2 separate regions of the Homo sapiens genome follow, and region 2 is linked to region 1. A link is a loop called in an ENCODE intact Hi-C map of the cell type or tissue named here. Cell type or tissue: ovary. All regions are shown on one strand. Each heading gives the region's core, and the rest is flanking DNA. Links, peaks and the distances in the headings are about the cores only. Region 1 overlaps RCVRN (recoverin). Region 2 holds the start of DHRS7C (dehydrogenase/reductase 7C).

The links. A loop is a pair of places that touch in the nucleus more often than their neighbours do. Peaks named below come from ENCODE experiments on the same cell type or tissue, not always from the same donor. Only the 100,000 strongest peaks of a DNase experiment are listed, where the experiment ranks them.
Region 2: it touches region 1 in a loop (2.4-fold over the local background); 13 of 110 quality-filtered maps call a loop at or near these places.

Annotation. Positions count from the first base shown.
Region 1 is chr17:9,898,141-9,901,052 of GRCh38, reverse strand. It overlaps RCVRN (recoverin), which reads left to right. Exons shown (of 3, transcript NM_002903.3): 2 at 1-64; 3 at 2,849-2,912. Among named protein-coding and RNA genes, the nearest start is that of RCVRN, 5.7 kb to the left of the region's middle. RefSeq lists an enhancer at 1,504-2,005. In ovary, for the core only: no CTCF peak of the experiment used is centred there; a DNase peak (open chromatin) is centred at 1,582.
Region 2 is chr17:9,790,209-9,793,120 of GRCh38, reverse strand. It overlaps DHRS7C (dehydrogenase/reductase 7C), which reads left to right and starts at 1,529. Exons shown (of 6, transcript NM_001105571.3): 1 at 1,529-1,990. The coding sequence starts at 1,837. In ovary, for the core only: no CTCF peak of the experiment used is centred there; a DNase peak (open chromatin) is centred at 1,433.

The DNA.
Region 1 (2,912 bases), core at 244-2,743:
GATGAAAACACGCCGGAAAAGCGAGCCGAGAAGATCTGGAAGTACTTTGGAAAGAATGATGATGGTGAATTCCTTTTCCTTCATTGCCTTTGATTTTTCAACCATGGGCTGTTTCCTGGAAATCCCAACAAGATTTATTCTTCTGAGTCACAGTGTCCAGGCAGGATGGGGGACACCTCATTCCATTGTGCATTTTCAGAGCTGTTTGAAGGGTTGGACAGGGGAATGGCCTTAAGGGTGAGCAGGAGCCAAAACTGTTTTCTGTGCAATTAGAACAAGAGCAAACTTCAGCTCACCCTAGCTTTGAATTAATATCGAGTCCCAAGTCAGTGGGATCTGTATTTCTATGGTTTTACTTTGGGAAGTTGGTTTGGGTCCTCTGAGAAACACCACCAAGATAGGATTAGATTTAAATGAGATTGCAAGAGATTTATGGGAGGAAAGGCTGAAGAAGGAAAACAGGCTGGGATCGAGAGGAGGCTGGGAAAGCTATCAGACTGCCAAGCAGATCTGACCCCTGGCAGGGAGAGAGGGAAAGAAAGGAAGGTTAGGAAAGAAAGGAAGGTTAGGAAAGAAAGGAAGATTAGGTAAGTAATGCCCGAGACTGCAGTGCAGTCTGAGGAAGTGTTGACAGAGTCGATGGGGTGTCCTCAGTGCCCCTGTCAGTCTTGGTGCCCCTGCCCTGTCAGTCAGTGGCTGGAAGCAGCCCCCAGGAAGTGTGATCCTGCACTGTAGGCAGTGATGGACTCCAGCACTCGGCTGCTGGGGCTGTGTGTCTGTGATGCTTACGGCCAGCACAAGGATGCGGTAAAGGAGCTGGTATTAGGCTGGGGCTGCAAACACATATGGCTGGAGGGGCAGGAATGATGAAAACGAGTTATGTGGACAGTCATCTACAAGCAGTGGGGATTGGCAAACAGCAGAGGGTGCACCTCTGGTCTGATGGCTTCCAGCATATTCCATGTGGGGCTATGGAACCCGTGGTTGAGACATCATCTGATTTTTTTTTAAGAGAAGCCAGCCATGAAGACTTTAAAAATCCAGTGTGTCTCAACTGATAAAACACAGCATGGCCCAAACACATCCAAGGGTCCTGTATTAACCCCTTTGGTGACCTCTGGAGGCAGTCTTCTGCCAAGGTTCAAGAAGAAAAAGCTGAGCAGGATGCTAAATAAGGGCAGAGAGAGATGACCCTGCTCCTCCTAATCTGCCAACAAATGATGAAATAAGAGAAGCATGAAGGTCATTGGGGTAGGAGGAACATAGGACACAGAATTTAAGGAGGCGCTCGTTCTCAGGGGTCAACAATGCACTCACAGGACCTGAAAGTGAGCGCCTCCTTAAATTCGCGCCTTGGTACTTTACCCACCTTTCCCTCATCGGCCCGGATTGGCCCCTCACCTTTGAGCACTCTCTCCTCCTTGCACAGACACTGGCTACCAAGATGCCTTCTTTTGGCACTTTGCCCCACTGGCTCCTTAACTGGCTTCGCGACCTCCCTCTGGGTCCGTTCATGTGTCGAGCCCTGTGTTCTGCTTTTTGCTCATCTGAAAACCTCCCTGGTGAACATCCCGGGAGGGGATGACGTCAGAAGCCCCGAGGTCGACGTGTTACTCCTGTTCGTGATGTGTTGTACGTGTTTCCACGCGGCCCATCTGGAGACAATGCCTCAGGGCAGAGTCAGGCTTTGATGGTGGGAGTTTCAAGCTCTCTGTGAGCTCTCTGTGGGGTGGCTGGGATGTTAAAACCCAAATTTTACCACCCAGACTTGCGGAGGAAGCCATCCTGGATCCTAACCCAGAAGGGATTAAAGGTATCCAAAAGGCCCAGAGCATAAGTCAGAAATCACATTCAGTTCAGCAAAGCTTTGTTGAGCACCGACTCTGTGCTAGGCACTGTGAACATACAACAGAAAGGAGCATCTGTCTCATGCTAGAGGTATTTCTGCGTGTGACTGCCTTCCCCGCCAGGTCAACAGTTTCCCAGGGAGGGACTTCATCTCACTCTCTTCTATTGTACACCCCGCCTCCGCTCCCTGTGGTGGCCTTGGCTCCAAGCACAGTGGCATCTGGGCTCAGGACCATGCATTTAACTGGACTGATCTGAATACAGTTAGCCACCTGATTAAAAACACCGGAAAACCAGGTGTGGGCGCAACAAGGCTGTCTCTCAGTCCTGATCCCAAATAAGGAGGCAGATGAGACTGGGGGACGCAGGGATGGATGCATAGGAAGGGATCATGGCGGAGTTGTCAGCCAGGAATCATGGGGCTGCCTGTGTGCTGCAGGTGCCAAAGAGACCTCTCTGCAAGCCACACTCCCCCTGGCATGATCTCATTGGGCCCTTCACTTCTCACTCCTATTTCTGGAGGGATGTTGTTCCCTGCTTCTCAGCTGAGACTCTGGGCCTGACATCCAGATTGTTTTGCTATGCTCAGACCCCCAGAAGCTCCTCCTGAACTTGATCCTTGAAACTTGAGCTACTATAGAAAATAGAATAACAATTAATAGTTATTAATTATTGAAGTATTTAATAACCAGCAAGGCAGGGGCACCGGCCAATCGGAAGAGACACATAGCACAAGACTGGCATCTTGGGGGCCCCCCCAGTGCCAGTCATTCACCGCTCTTTGCTGGTCTGCAGGGAGCTCCAAGGGTCATGGGAAAGGAGGTGGGTATCTGGACTGGGGTGGGGGAATATTGAATACTCAGGGCCACTGAGTATTCAATATTCTTATAATAGATACATTCACACTGGGGATACTGGCTAGATGTCAGCCTCATCGCAGCTCACTTGGCTATCAATCCTGACTGTTTTATGTACGTATATATTTTTTCCCAATGCACAGATAAACTTACAGAGAAAGAATTCATTGAGGGGACACTGGCCAATAAGGAAATTCTGCGACTGAT
Region 2 (2,912 bases), core at 279-2,778, 110 kb after region 1:
CCTACGTTACTTGACCAATCAGCAGCATTGAACACAGATAATAATTTATTTAAAAAAAACTTGGCCAGGCACGGTGGCTCATGCCTATAATTCCAGCACTTTGGGAGGCCGAGGTGGCCGGATCACAAGGTCAGGAGATTGAGACCATCCTGGCCAATATGGTGAAACCTCGTCTCTACTAAAATACAAAAATTAGCCGGGCGTGGTGGTGGGGGCTTGTAGTCCCAGGTACTCGGCGCGGCTGAGGCAGGGGAATTGCTTGAACCCAGGAGGTGGAGGTTGCGGTGAGCCGAGATCGTGCCACTGCACCTCAGCCTAGTGACAGAGCAAGACTGTCTCAAAAAAAAAAAAAAAAAGAAAAACTTTACACAAGAGGTTGTTTGAGCAAAGAAAATACACATACAGGTAAAACTGTATATACGCTTTTAAAAGTTAGGAAGTAGCTACCCTCAGGGCTGGAGAGAGACATGATGAGGCATGTTGGCAATGTTCTGTTTCTTGATCTGCATGCTGGTCACGTGAATATATTCAGTCTATGAAGATTCATCAAGCTCTACATTTACGTGTGTGTTTCTAATATGTACATTAAGTGTCAATAAAATTCTGGGACTTTTTTAATCTTCCTGGTTATTTCTAATTTCCAAGAAAGAAATACAGTCTTCTTTACCCCCCCCACATACGCACACACACACACACACACACGTGCACACACACAGGTGCGCACACACACACGCACGCACACACGCACACACACATGCACACACACACATGCGCGCACACACACACATGCACACACACTGCTCTTAGTCCTACTCCTGATTGGCTCAATGCTGTTTACCGCACAAATTAGGACCTGATTGTGATTGGCCTTCTGGTTTGGGATGGCTCCAGTACTTGAACTGGGTTTCTGTCTCTCCAGTTCTAATCCTACTGAGTTTCCTTATGTAATGAAAATATTTCACATTTGGGATAAATTCTTAGTATCCTCAACCGCTAAAGATAACAGTAGTTACCTTCCTACGGCCCGGGATCTATGCTAGGCCCACACTGTGCAGTATGGTTTGTCCTCCCATTGGTCCTGCCCATTTTACAGACAGGGAAGCTAAGGCTCAGAGAGGTGAGAAACACTCTCAAGAGTGTGCTCTTTCTGATATTTCCTGTCACACCTCCCAGTGGCTCTTTCTGCAAAAGGCTTCATTCTGTTTAGCAGTTTTCTATGCTTTTCATCTCCAATTAGAAAGCAAAGGCCAGATGGTCTTCTGCCACATGCATCCAAACTACCTGGAAGCTACCTGATTACGAGGGTTACCGGAAGTGAGGGCAAGGATGTTTGTGCTGAAAATCCCAGGTTTGGATCCCTCGTGCTCAGTCCCAAACTGCAGAGGAAACCTCTAATACTCAGGCAAGCCAGGAGAGCTTTGGCAAGAGCCCTGAAATCAGACCCGGCCAGCATGTGTTCCTGAATATCAGAATAGACACTATATTTACCCTGACAGCCTTTTAGTGCAACTGAAAGCTATAAATAACCATTAGGGCCCAAGCAAGTGGCCTTAACACATGGATTTTCTTCCAAAAATGCAGACCCATTTTAATTAAGTTTGTAATTAACCACTGGGGAGGGCAGGCCCCCTGGATTCGGTCTGCTTTCGGAGACACTGTGAGTAACTTCCTATTTGTTGAACATTTGGGGATTAGCACGCCCACTGGGTGTTCAGCTTGGAGGCTTGCACAGAGCTGAGCTCCCTGCAGCCTTGGGCCTCCCCCTGCCCTGGGAGTCCTGATCAGCGTCTCTTTGCAAAGCCAATCCCCTTTTACTCCGTTGTCCCCCAGAACAAGATGGGAGTCATGGCCATGCTGATGCTCCCCCTGCTGCTGCTGGGAATCAGCGGCCTCCTCTTCATTTACCAAGAGGTGTCCAGGCTGTGGTCAAAGTCAGCTGTGCAGAACAAAGTGGTGGTGATCACCGATGCCATCTCAGGACTGGGCAAGGGTAAGCTGGCTTTGCTCCCACCTGTGCCCATTTCTGCCCCCAGGGACTGGCAGGATGGCAGGGTGGCAGGGCGGCAGGGCGCTGTGTGGGCAAACCTGCTCGGTGGGAGGGGATCGATCCTGTGTTCTCTCCCAGCTTCTATCATTAACCAGCAAGTTTCCCATCTTTTGGAGGCTGCAGATTCCTGATAAATGAGGGTGGTGGAATATCTAGGGTTGCAAACTCACAGCCTAAGGGCTAAAACTGGTCTGCAGATGTGATTTGTTTTGGCTTCATGGGGTTTCCAGAAATTTTGAAAATTCAAAGCCTTTAGCTGGGGCAATGTACTGGTTGTGAGCCCAGACTCAGGAGCTGGGTTCAGTTCCTGGCTCCAGCAATGACTAGCTGGTTACTTCACTTCTCTGCCTTAAACTTCTCATCTGTAAGGCGAGGATAACAGCAGTCTCTACCTCATGCTGCCATTGTGAGGAATAAACGAGTTCATAGATGGATAGCACTTAGAACAGTACCTGGAGCTACAGTGGATATCACTCAAGGGTTAGTAATGATGATCATGAACACATATAGGCAAAACATGCCCACGCTAGTGGGCCACACACCCCACCCATCCCTATTGCATCACACTTGGCCTGATTCTTTCAATCATTACACTTTCTGGCATTGAAGGCATTTGCATTTGCAACTCCTGAATTATATCACCTCAGAGAGGCCCTTCTGCTGGTGACATCTATGACATGAGGGGCCGTAATTGTCCTTAAGTTTGCAAGATTCTGACTCTATCCTTCCAGACAATGGTAGTACAACTTTATATGTTACATAGTTAGTGCAACTTTTGCTGTTGTTTTTATTATTTTTAATAGAGCATAGATCCCACACAGCCAAACATTCATTAGTAACTCAGTAAGTGTCCACTGAGTCCACT